2 separate regions of the Homo sapiens genome follow, and region 1 is linked to region 2. The links are chromatin contacts, found by POLR2A ChIA-PET in ENCODE. All regions are on one chromosome and are shown on one strand. The core of a region is the stretch at or near the end of the contact, and the rest is flanking DNA. Distances in the headings are between cores, read along the strand shown.

Evidence for each region. ChIA-PET counts read pairs that join two places held with the same protein, here RNA polymerase II (POLR2A).
Region 1: POLR2A ChIA-PET joins it to region 2 with 11 read pairs in GM10248. The contact joins the promoter of ACTL10 here to the enhancer-like site in region 2. POLR2A ChIA-PET finds 5 or more read pairs at or near these places in 2 of 52 experiments (GM10248 and MCF 10A).

What each region holds. Positions count from the first base shown.
Region 1 is chr20:33,664,875-33,671,145 of GRCh38, reverse strand. It overlaps ACTL10 (actin like 10), which reads right to left and starts at 4,203. Exons shown (of 1, transcript NM_001024675.2): 1 at 2,621-4,203. The coding sequence starts at 3,648. The coding sequence ends at 2,911. It overlaps NECAB3 (N-terminal EF-hand calcium binding protein 3), which reads left to right. Exons shown (of 12, transcript NM_031232.4): 3 at 354-462; 4 at 1,434-1,459; 5 at 1,674-1,771. RefSeq lists enhancers at 3,401-3,480, 4,291-4,510 and a silencer at 3,831-4,160.
Region 2 is chr20:31,742,620-31,749,494 of GRCh38, reverse strand. It overlaps TPX2 (TPX2 microtubule nucleation factor), which reads right to left. Exons shown (of 18, transcript NM_012112.5): 2 at 6,848-6,875. Among named protein-coding and RNA genes, the nearest start is that of TPX2, 6.8 kb to the right of the region's middle. Within about 2 kb of position 1,639, at least 2 of the 41 ENCODE cell types and tissues checked have a DNase peak (open chromatin) inside an H3K27ac peak, as active enhancers do.

The DNA of each region.
Region 1 (6,271 bases), core at 2,954-5,453, 1.9 Mb before region 2:
CAAGTCCTTCCAGGTGACATCTAGGCCCTGCCACAATGTGGCCGTGTCCCAGCCTGTTGCTTGTTTTTTCACTTGGCAAACATTTACTGAGTTCCTACCCAACGCTATGTACATACTGCCCTGTCCCTTTGGTGCCTGCAAAGTAGGTTCTGTTGCCTTCACTGGACACCTTCAAGGACCCCAGTCCTTTTGTCCCCAACAGTCAGGCCCCCCACTGACCTCAGACTCCCATCTCACCTAGCTAGATGGTTGTCAGATGCTATGAGGCCTTTGGGACCCTGGACCTGGTGGCAGGGGTGCAGTCAGGGTCAGGGATACCTCCTCTGCTCCCTGTCCTCCCCCTGCCACCCCAGATGATGGGAAGCTCTCATTTGAGGAATTCCAGAATTACTTTGCCGATGGGGTTCTCAGCCTGGGGGAGCTGCAGGAACTGTTCAGCGGCATTGATGGGCATCTCACCGAGTGAGTATGAGAGGGGGCCGTGGGTAGATGCGAGGCCAGGTTGTCTTTACCCCACTGTGTCCCCTGCTGCCTTGGTTCCTTTTGTAGGATGAGGAAGAGGGGGCAGGGAGAAAGGTACCAGGGCTCAGTTCCAACTTTACCCGCCTGCCTACCCCCTCTCCAGCTACAGCCTTGCCCACTACACTGCTTCCAGCTGGGACCCCAAAATAGCCAAGTCTGAGTCACCACCCATGGCTCAGCTCCCCATTCCCGCTTCCCACAGGGACCAGAGGATGCCTGGGGACAGCTGGGCCCCGCCTGCTTCCACCCGAGAATGCAGTGCATAAACACGCAACCATCTACCCCTTGTGTGCTCCCACATCTACGCGTCTTGGCAGGAGTGTGCACGCTCCTTCCCGTGCCTGCTCCCAGGGGTGCACACGCATGAACCGCTGTTACTCCCTCTACTTCCCTTCTCCCCTTTCCTGAGGGTCAGTCTCAGGCTCCTGAGACTTGGGCTGGAACCTTCATCTGCAGTGCTTCCCCTCCCCTCCTGGCCAGACTCCCCACCCAGTTCCTTGTCCTTCAGGGCCTCACTTAGGCAGCTCTTCCTCTAGGAAACCCTCCCTAACCTACAACTAAATACCCCATGCCGTCCCTGGACTTCATTGCCTTGCACCTGGCTTCCCCTTCGCAGCTCTGACCACTTCTCACTGGCCTGTGTCCACATCCATCTTCCCCTGGCCTGAGATCCTCTTGGTAGCCAAGAATGGGTCTGAATCTTTGCCCTTAGAGTGATTGGTGGGGGCAGTAGAACCCATTCTCCAACCCTGCAAGGACTCTGTCCACAGGAGCAACTTAATCTGGGGTGGAGCAGAAGTGGCCTTGTTAGGCTAAGCTGGGAGTTGGTGGGGTGGGATGTGGGGCATTGGCCCCATTAGTCCCAGTTTACCAGGCCCAGGTCTGAAGGGCGCCTTCTCTTTTCCCTGCAGCAATTTAGAAACAGAAAAACTGTGTGGTGAGTAGGCCCATGGGAGCTCTTTTCTCCTGTGGCCCCTGGGCCCCAGGGTACGTGTGGCAAGGGACTGTTGCTGGTCTCCTGATGGGACAGGTTGGGCTGGGCTCAGGATATAAGGCCTGCTTGGCTGCTGAGGAATTCCAGGGGGCCAGAATCCCAGGGTGGGTAGATGGGTGGGGGTCCAGGAACCCTTGAGCACCTCTTCTGCCTGCAGACTACTTCTCAGAGCACCTGGGTGTCTACCGGCCGGTGCTGGCTGCATTGGAATCGCTGAACCGTGCAGTGCTCGCTGCCATGGATGCCACCAAGCTGGTGAGTGGAGTGGCTGATGGTGGGGGATCCACTGTGAGGCAGTGGGCATCTGCTGTGCTGTGGGATCCTCCACAGTCTTGACTCAGGGTTATAGAGCTAGGGGCTTGGGTTCAAATCCTGGCTCCCACTTTGTAGCTGTGCCCCTTGACCTCTCTGGGCCTGTTTCCTCATCTGTAAACCATCATAACAATAGAGCTGCCCTTCATACATCACTGTGACCAGTGAGAACGAAGGCAGGGATTTTTGTCTGTTTTATTCTGTTTCCAGCACCCAGAATAATGTCTGGCATACACTGGGTGCTTCATACTAGGGGCTGCTGTTGCTTTAGTTGCTGGCCCATCACAACTGTGGTGGGATATCATTCAGGGCTGGGCTAGGCGTGGAAGGCTGTGCTCACAGGTTCACAGGGCAGGGCCTGGCCCGAGGACATACGTGAGTAGGCAGGTACGTGAACACCCACGCGTTTGTGTGGACACGTGTATACACAAGCTCGAACAGTGCTGATAGCCAGGGCTTGAGGCCCTTGAGTGGTGACTTCCAAAAAATAAGCTGCCCTTCCCTTTGTGTGTTCAAGAAATATCTCCACCTCCCTTTGCTCCATAGCTCTTGTAAGGGGGAGGGAGCAGTGAGCAGGCCCGGGATTGTGCCTGACCCCACTTTTTACAGAAGGGGAAACTGAGGCACTCATAGTCAACAATGACCTGAGCACATGGCTAGGCACAGGGCTCCTCCTCCTGGTGACTTTCACATGAGATTTAGTAGCTTTTCAAGGGATCGCCCCTTGGGGCCTGGCATCGGATGTATGTCCAAATGGTACATGACGAGGGTTTGGAGGAACTCCCATATCTGTGGCATGGACACAAGTGGGGCATCACCTTTATTGCCATAAAGTAGGGCCCTGTGGGTAGGCAGCTGGACTGGCATTCTCTGAACTGGCAGTGGTTGGGGAGATTCAAACTGCAGTTCAAAATGAGGGTCCCATGGGTCCCAAATACCTTCTCCTGGCCCAGAAAGGGTATGGGGGTGACCCATCCAGTCAGCTCCAACCTCCAGGAGGACCCTGCCAGCTCCAAACACTTGACTCTTTAGATAGAGAGCTGTCCCCCAACGCAGTGCCACCCCCCCCAGTCCAGCCTGACTCAGTTGAACACATCGTACAGCAGCCTGGAGCCACACTCCTGGTACATGGCCCGAGTTATCCAGCGGCGCTGGAAGGAGTGCAGGGAGGCCACCATGGAGCCGCCGGTCCACACAGCCATGCCACGCCCATGCTTGGCCACCAGGTGGGGCCGCAGGGCCGCGTAGCCGTGCCGCCGGCACTGCGCCTCCAGCTCCTTGTCCAGGCGCTCGGCGAAGCCAGGAAACAGTGTGGAGCCGCCGGCTAGCACCACGGTGTCTGCCAGGCGTGTCCGCAGCGTTTTGGGCATCTTCTGCAGCGCCCGGAAGGCCAGCGCGGGCAGCCCCTGCTCAGCCTGGCCCAGCAGGCCCGGCTGGAAGATGGGTTCGGGGCAGCGGAAGCGCTCACTGCTGAGGCAGACGCAGCACCCGTTACCCACGCTGAAACTGGCCGGATGGTGGCGGGCGGGGTCGCGGAGGTCGCCCTCGAAGTCCAGGGACACGTAGCAGCTGCGCTTCTTGAGATGTGTGATGGCCTTGCGGGGCAGGGCCTGCTGCAAGAGGTCAGGGTTCGCCGCCACCAGCAGATCCCGCAGGTAGCGCGACAGGGTGCTGCCTGCCACGTTCAGTCGGAAGGTGGCCTGGTGCCACGAGTGACCCGCGTAGATGGGCGTGGCGTGGCACACGCCCGCGCCCGCCTCCACGGCCAGCCCGCTGAACGCGCCGGTGGAGCAGAGCGCCAGCAACGCGGTGCTAGCCATGTGGCACGCGGGCACTGCCAGGGTCTCGAACAGCAGCTCCGCCACCCTTTCGCGGCCCGCGGGCGGCGCCAACGGCGAGTCGCTCACCAGCACGGGCCACTGCTCTGGGCACACCCGCAGGCCGCCCACCAGCAGGCGCTCCCACAGCCCTTCCAGCGCCTCCCAGTCCGCCACCACGCCGTGCTTGATGGGGTGCGCCCGCGCCACGCCGCCCGCCAGCTCGCAGCCCGGCGCTCCGGGCAGCACCGGCCGGTCCCAGCTGGGCACCAAGCTAGAGCTCTTCAGCACTATGCGCGGCTGGTTCTCGCCCGCGAAGCCCGCCTTGGTGAAGCCCGAGCCCTGGTCCACCACCACCGCGATGCGGCCCAGGGAGGACGGCCGGTGCACGCGGCGGCTCCCCGACACCGACGCCACCTTCGGGCTCGGCCCAGCCGCGGGGCTGAAGGCTCCGCTCCTCCGCGCCACTCGGCTTCGTCGGCCCGATACCTCCCGGCCTCTGTCCTAGGGAGTAGTCCCCTTCAGCCTTTGGCTCTGCCTCCGGAGCCTAAGTTCTTCCTCTTCTGGACCAAATCACCACCCTTTTCAGCTCTTGGCTCCGCCCTCTGGTCTGAAAGCCCCGCCTCTTCTGTCCGGGCCATCCGCCTCCTTTTCAGCTCGTGGCTAGTTCCTAGGCCTGAGGCCCGGCCCCTAGTTCAGGCTTCAGTCTCCGCTCTGGCTGGGTTCCAGCCGCATCTCACCCTCTTGGTCTCCCTCTGGCGCCGGGCTTCAGGCTCCACGCTCTCAGGACCCGCCTCTGCTTTGCTGTTCCGCCCCGTCAGCCCTTGCTGAGATGGCTGACGAGATGGCTAGGACTGATCCTTTTAGATCCTAAGAAGCCCCCGGGAGGAGCAGAACTTTGAGGGCGAAGGGGCCTTGTGGTAAGGCCATTTGGACATATATCCCCCTTGAGGACCCAGGCAGCCTCCTGGCACCTCTCACCTGGGCTTGACGGAAGTTCCTGGTTGTGGAGAGGGGAGGGGCTGGTCAGAAGGCAGAAAAGAACTTGGATTGGGCTCATTGTGACCTCACTCCCCAGCAGCTGCACTTCGCAGCTCCCTACCTTATGACAACTCCCTGGACCCATCCTCTCTTCTGGACAGAGCCAAGGGCAGTGATTTTGGCATCCAGGGGTCTGGCTTCAGCAGCCCAGCACAGTCTGATTCCTTTCCCAAACCACTTAGAATTATCTGATGTACTCTGTCCAGATGTGTGGCCCCCTACCCCTCCCAGTGCTGAAGAAAAAGCTTTTTCATCACAGATCTGCAGCTTCCCTGAAGAGCCCCCGAGAGGCTCTGGCCCTACCTTTATGGGCTTCCACGGATGGATTCACGTGGGCCTCAGTTTGAGACTCAGTTCTTTTTTTTATTATTATTATTTTTGAGACGGAGTCTCGGTCACCCAGGCTGGGCGTGCAGCGTTGCAATCTCAGCTCAGTGCAACCTCTGCCTTCCGAGTTCAAGTGATTCTCCTGCCTCAGCCTCCTGAGTAGCTGGGACTACAGGCATGCACCACCATACGCGGCTAATTTTTGTATTTTTAGTGGAGACAGGGTTTCGCCACGTTGGCCAGGCTGGTCTCGAACTCCTGACCTCAGGTGATCCACCTGCCTTGGACTCCCAAAGTGCTAGGATTACAGGTGTGAGCCACCGCACCCAGCAAGACTCAGTTCTGAAGCTGACTCACTGTGCAGTCCTAAGCAAGTCTTGATCTTTCTCTGGGTTCGGTTTTCTCCTCCAAAAGGTAGTAATAATCCCCCCACACAGGAAAGAGGTCACTTCTTGTCTCTGCAAAGCCTCATCCTCCTGAGGACCAGTTTGGTTGCAGGTAGAAGACTCAGGTGAATGTAACCCAAAATAAGGACTTTATTGAAAGGATCTTACATGTTATGGATATCAAGAGCAAGGGTGAAATCAGGTTTCAGGAACAGAATCTGACTGCGGGGCTGTGGGGAACCCAGGATGTGCACTGCATTGTGTTGTTTGTTTTTTGAGATGGAGTCTCGCTCTCTTGCCCAGGCTGGAGTGCAGTGGTGTGATCTCAGCTCACTGCAACCTCTGCCTCCTGGGTTCAATTCCCCTGCCTTAGTCTCCCGAGTAGCTGGGACTACAGGCGCCCGCCATGATGCCTGGCTAGTTTTTTGTATTTTTAGTAGAGACGGGGTTTCACCGTGTTAGCCAGGATGGTCTCGATCTCCTGACCTCGTGATCTGCCTGCCTCAGCCTCCCAAAGTGCTGGGTTTACAGGCGTGATCCACTGCGCTTGGCCTGCATTGTGTTTTTATTCTGAAGGCTGGCTTAGCCTGTGCATGTTCAAGTAGAGAACATGGTCTCTTACAGCTCCTGAATCACAGTCCTAGGGGGAGGGGCTGACAGGACCAGCTTGGGCCAATCACTGTATGGGCAGGAGGTGCAGCCCCATGGAAGAACATGGTTACCCTGATTGTAACCATGTGGATGGTAGGGAAGAGTCAGTTCTCACAATTAGCAGGAGTGATGTTATAGCTCTTGCAGCCTCCAGCCTGGTGCAGGCAAGGTGGAGGAGATGTTCATCCTGGTGGCGGTGACAAAAGTGCATCTTCAGCAGA
Region 2 (6,875 bases), core at 390-2,889:
GCACTTATGACATGCCAGACACTGTTGACAGTGTCTTACATGTATTAACTCACTAAATCCTCACAATAATCCTATAAAGTAGGTACTGTTATTATCTTCATTCTATACTGAGGGACTTGAGGCACAGAGAGATTTACTACTTATTCACAGTCATGCAGCTAAGAAGCAGTAAAGCCAGGATTCCAAATGGAATAGACACCGAAGGTGGTGTTCTTATCCACTGCCTATTTATTTAAAAATAGACATTTAAGCTGGGCGCGGTGGCTCACGCCTGTAATCCCAGCACTTTGGGAGGCCGAGGCGGGTGGATCATGAGGTCAAGAGATTGAGACCATCCTGGCTAACACAGTGAAACCCCGTCTCTACTAAAAATACAAAAAAATTAGCCAGGCGTGGTGGTGGATGCCTGTAGTCCCAGCTACTCGGGAGGCTGAGGCAGGAGAATGGCGTGAACCCAGGAGGCGGAGGTTGCAGTGAGCCGAGATCGCGCCACTGCACTCCAGCCTGGGCAACAAAGCAAGACTCTGTCTCAAAAAAAAAAAAAAAAATTCACATTTAAATAGATAAATAACAAATGTCATGGAGCAAGAGATAATAACTTCCAAATACTGTCTACTGTAGGCCAGGCACCTTACCAGACACTTCACATAAATCATCTCGTTTAAACTGCATTAACAATATAGACAATAGATAGATGTCTTTATAAATAAATGCTACCATCACCATTTTATAAACAAGGAAACAAGCTCAGAGAAGTTACACTATTCCAAGATCACCAAACTAATACATAGCAGTGTTGAGTTTTAAAAGAACAAGTCTGCAGGATTCCAAAATCTGGGGTCTCTCTAATGCACAAGTTTTCCTATAAACATTGCTTCAAAAAGGAGGTAGGTAATCAAATCATAAGATCCTGTTCAACAAAGACAAATCCTGCCCTTTATGAAAACTAAGCATCCCTGATATGCTCATAAAGAAAACTTTAGCAAATTACAAATCCTGTTATAAATATATTTGGAAAGCTCTGATCTGAATCTTCCCATAAATTTTTTAAAAAATCCATTGATTCCTCTTTTTTTAAGTATACTTTTCCATATGAAGTTTTTCCTCTATATAAGATGGTGGTTAGTGAAAACCTCAGTGATATTCTAGAGTAAAGAGACTATGAAGAGGGTTCAAGCAGCAGAAGAAAGGCTGTCCTCTGAGGTCTAAGACTACATTTGATTAGTGGGGAACAAACGGCGAGGGGTGCAAACCTAAGTACACTTAATCTTTAGGTGAAATTTTAAAAACAAAATATTATTTTCCTAACATGACCTGTTCTTTAAAAAAGCTTCTTTTAAGCTATATTTTGGTCTAGAATGGCCAACTCAGGAGACCATCCCCTCTCCCTGGAAAAAGAGAATAAATAAATACATATCCATTGAGAAGTCTGACTCTCTTCAATTAAGGCTGATAGGACAAGTACATCAAGAAAACGAAAAGCTAACTACTGGGTAATTTCGGTTTCACGACACTACCTCCCCCAGAAATAATAAATATGAGGATGTGAAATCTTCCAAAATTAAAGTCCACAGGGCCTAGTGGGAAATGGAACAGGCCAGAGCCAAAGGCAGCTGTTTAAATGAGAGAGCCCCAGGCATGGTGGGAACTGGATGCCTTCCTGCGTCCCTTAATCAAGATTGAATTTCTGTCAACAGGTCTCACCAAAAAAAAAAAAAAAAAAAAGGCACATGCGTCAACCACATTCCCCCAAACAAATCAAGTTGCCAAGCAAGAGAATCAGCTTCACATTTCAAAATTATCTGAATCTACCACAGCTTCAGATTCTTGCAAAACTAGAAATATTCTGCATGGAAAAATAGCTATTAATGACCAATATTCCTACAAAGACCCAAGGAAAAAGCCTATCCTGTATGCTATGAACCAATTAGGTTCCTCTAAAAACTGCCTATTCAATGCCATCCATCGTGTCTTATAGCCCATTTTTGTTTCCAAAAAGCGAAGACTAAAACGATAGATAGATAGATAGATAGACAGACAGACAGACAGACAGACAGAGATAGAGATATAAAATCTCGGCCGGGCACAGTGACTTATGCCTGTAATCCCAGTACTTTGGGAGGCCAAGGCAGGCGGATCACGAAGTCAGGAGTTCGAGATCAGCCAGGCCAACATGGTGAAACCCGTCTCTACTAAAAATACAAAAATTAGCGGGCGTGGTGGGTACGTGCCTTTAATCCCAGCTACTCGGGAGGCTGAGGCAGGAAAATAGCTTGAACCCAGGAGGTGGAGGCTGCAGTGAGCCGAGATTGCACCGCTGCACTCCAGCCTGGGACAGAGCGAGACTCCTTCTCAAACAACAACAACAAAAAAAAATCTCTTCCCTCCAAGAACGCACAATTGAATGGGGGAATGCAAACAATTACAATATAGGGCTATCCTTGCTGCAAGAGGGCATTAACAGAGAGCGCTCTGGAAGTGCAGAGAAGGAGAACAGCATAAAAGAGGATCAGAGATGGTTTCCTGATGTAAAAAATACTTAAAAGATACAGACAGACCTGCGGAGTTCTACAAGCTAAGAATGAACGTTGACTTTTTCTAGGGTAAGAGATAAATGGAAGGGGAAGACAAATACAAATTAGGAAGATTGCAGACAAAGCAATGTAACCTGTTCCCACATTCATCTGAAATTAACCTCCCATTGCCTCCCATCTTTCTTCACTCTCAAACCAAAAATAACTAGTCTTGACAAGCTCTATAAATCAAAAGGTGCAGGTTCAGACCGGGTTGGGGAAAGCTGCAAGAGGGTGCATTCTAAGCAGGGTGAAATAGGGGACTACCAGCTCCTGAGCAAAACAAAGACTTTGGTGTGACAGATGCTCTCAAACACCTTGCTATCCAGTCAGTGAGATATGACTTGCCTATTTCTATTAAAGAGAAAGTCATGAGTTAAACTGGTAATATAATAGAATAAACAGAGTAAGACAAGACTTCATTAGAAGTATAGTTAGTTAAGATGGTCCCATCCCAGGCAGTGCCATTTCTCCAGGGACATCCTCTCCTACTTTCACAAGGGATAAGAGATCCTGTTACATTACCACAAGTAAAATAGAGTGGAGTTACTTTCATCTTACCCAGAGAGAAAACACCTACATTTTTTTCTTGTATATAAGGGATTAGCAGCAGTCAGTAAATGGCAACATAATCCAGCATGCAATTTTAACTGTTAATCAAAGTCACAAACTAAGTCTGAAGGAAGTTTAATGGACTTTGTGTTTCCACATTTATGTTTGCTAACTTCTATGTTGAAATTGGATCTGTTTACAGAAACAGATCTATGAAGCTTCCAAAATTGGGTCAATTTAAAATCCAATGACAATCCCTCACTGTCCAACACTCAGAAGTCAGCACAGGACACATGGACACTTGTTCTAATTCATCACTGTCCAGAAACTTCAAGCAAATATATTTCCTATCATTTCTCTCCCAAACTTGTATGTTTCATATTGCCCTTTTTTAAGGATTACAAACTCAGTTTTGCTATAATTTATCCATAGAACTCAACAAACCATAATCCACCTATGACTAATAGGACCTAGATGGAAATCAATGATGCTGTTTACTACTAGGACAGATAATGACAGAGAGCTTTGTAAAATACTAAAAGGAAATCTTAGTAGAAACCCAAAGTAATCTGATATTCCAATAGTATGAAGCTGAAAAAGTTTGTAATGGTTGACAGTGTGGCTGCAGATTACAATCCTAGTCAAATAGCAGTCATTTCATTTTATAGAGATTTATTCCCTTCAAAAGGTATCTGGTTTGGGGAATAACACACAAACACTCAAACCCAAGAACCTAATAAAAGTGTTTATTAGATGGCTCATGCCTGTAATCCCAGCACTCTGGGAGGCCAAGGCAGGTGGATCACCTGAGGTCAGGAGTTCAAGACCAGCCTGGCCAATATGGCAAAACCCCATCTCTAATAAAAATACAAAAATTAGCCAGGTGTGGTGGCGTGCCTGTAATCCTAGCTACTCGGGAGGCTGAGGCAGGAGAATCACTTGAACCAGGGAGGCAGAGGTTGCAGTAAGCTGAGATTGTGCCACTGTATTCCAGCCTGGTTGACAGAGTGAGACTCTGTCTCCAAAAAAAAAAAAAAAAAAGTGTTTACCTATGGATGGTGAGAGTGAAGAAGTAACAAGGCTGGAGGAAGATTTTAAACCATGAAGCTTTTTATATTCTTTTGATTTTTGCACCATGCAAATATATTACCTATTTTAAGTTATACATTTATGCCTATGTGAATATATACTGTTTTAGGTAAATCAGCATAATCTTCCTACAAGGCAATTTGGTGTTACATGTCAAAAGTTTTTAAAAATATGTTTTGTTTGTTTGTTTTTTGAGATGGAGTCTCGCTGTTGCCTAGGCTGCAGTAGTGCAATGGCGCGATCTCGGCTCACTGCAACCTCCACCTCCCAGGTTCAAGTGATTCTTCCACCTCAGCCTCCCGAGTAAGTGGGATTACAGGCACCCGTCATCATGCCTGGCTAATTTGTGTATTTTTAGTAGAGACAGGGTTTCACCATGTTAGCCAGGCTGGTCTTGAACTCCTGACCTCAGGTGATCTGCCCGCCTCAGCCTCCTCAGAGTGCTGGGATTACAGGCGTGAGCCACCGCGCCCGGCCAAAAATACGCATTCTTTTAGACCAGCAATTTCACTGGTAAAAGTAATATAAAGAACCAAATAATGGAATACCATATAGCCATTAAAATTATGTTGTAGAAAAATTTGGCCAGGTACAGTGGCATGCACCTGTAGTTTCAGCAACTCGAGAGGCTAAGGCAGGAAGATCACTTGAGCCCAGGAGATGGAGGCTGCAGTGAGCTGTGATCACGCCACTGAAGTGCACACTCCAGCCTGGGTGACAGAGCAAGACCCTGTCTCAAAAAAAACAAAAAAGAAAAGAGAAGAAAATTTATTAATGACACGGGAAAATATTCATAGCCTGATTATTAAGTTAAAAAAATTAGAGGCCGGGCGTGGTGGCTCAAGCCTCAATCCCAGCACTTTGGGAGGCCGAGGTGGGCAGATCATGAGGTCAGGAGTTTGAGACCAGCCTGGCCAATATGGTGAAACCGTCTCTACTAAAAACACAAAAATAGCCGGGTGTGGTTGCGGGTGCCTGTAATCCCAGCTACTCGGGAGGCTGAGGCAGGAGAATTGCTTGAACCTGGGAGGCGGAGGTTGCATTGAGCCAGAGATCGCGCCATTGCACTCCAACCCGGGCGACAGAGTGAGACTCCGACTCAAAAAAAAAAAAAAAAAAAAGTTAAAAAAATTAACAAAAGTTTTTAGTGTATGATTTTTTTAAAAATGAAATACAGTTGGCTGTCCGTATCTATGAGTTCCATATCTGTGGATTCAATCAACTGCAGATCAAAAATATTTGGGGGAAAAAAAACTGCAAGGCCAGGCACGGTGGCTCACGCCTGTAATCCTAGCACTTTGGGAGGCAGAGGCGGGCAGATCACCTGAAGTCAGGAGTTCGAGACCAGCCTGACCAACATGGAGAAACCCCATCTCTGTTAAAAATACAAAATTAGCCAGGTGTGGCATGCCTGTAGTCCCAGCTACTCGGGAGGCTGAGACAGGAGAATCGCCTGAACCTGGGAGGCGGAGGTTACGGTAAGCTGAGATTGCACCATTGCACTCCAGCCTGGGCAACAAGAGCGAAACTCTGCCTCAAAAAAAAAAAAAAAAACTGCATCTGTACTGCATATGTACAGACTTTTTTTGAGACAGGGTCTCTTTCTGCCACCCAGGTTGGAGTGCAGTGGTGCCCTCAGCTCACCGTAACCTCAAACTCCTTGGCTTAAGTGACCCTTCACCTTGGCCCCCCAAGTAGCTGGGACTACAAGTAGGTGCCACCACGCCCGGTTAAATTTTTTTATGTTTTATTTTTTTTGTAGAGACACGGTGCCACTATGTTGCCCAGGCTGGTCGCGAACTCCTGGCCTCAAGCAATCCTCCTATTTAAGTCTCCCAAAGTGGTGGGATTACAGGCCTGAGCCACTGTACCCAGCCTAGACTTTTTTTCTTGTCATTATTCCCTAAACAATACAGTATAACAACTATTTACATAGCATTTACATTGTATTAAGTATTATAAGTAATCTAGAGATAATTTAAAGTATGTGGGAGTATGTACATAAGCTATATGCAAATACTACACATCATTTTATACCAGGGCTTGAGCATCTGAGAATTTTGTTTTGTTTGTTTTGAGACAGAGTCTTGCTGGCTGGAGTGCAGTGATGAGATCTTGGCTCACTTGCAGCCTCTGCCTCCCGGGTTCAAGGGATTCTCCTGCCTCAGTCTCCCAAGTAGCTGAGATTACAGATGCGCACCACCACACCCAGCTAATTTTTGTATTTTTAGTAGAGATGGGGTTTTGCCATGTTGGCCAGCCGGTTTCAAACTCTTGACCTCAGGTGATCCGCCTGCCTCAGCCTCCCAAAGTGCTGGGATTACAGACATAAGCCACAGTAACCGGCCGCATATGAGAATTTTGATATCCTGGGAAGGTCTTAGAACCAATTCCCCATGGATATCAAGGAATGACTATATAGACATAGAAAAAAATTATAAAGAAATCTATCAAAAGGCTAACCATGGTTTATCTGAGAGGTGGGATAGTGGGTGATTTTATTTTCTTTTTGCTTTTCATAATAAATAAATTTCCTTCCAAAATATGTGTTACTTTATAAAATTACATTAGTCATTTAAACACTTATGAAGCTGATATATTAATGTTCCTTATTCCTATGGTCACTGCCTTACCTGTGGTTTAATCAGTCTATCAGGCCTA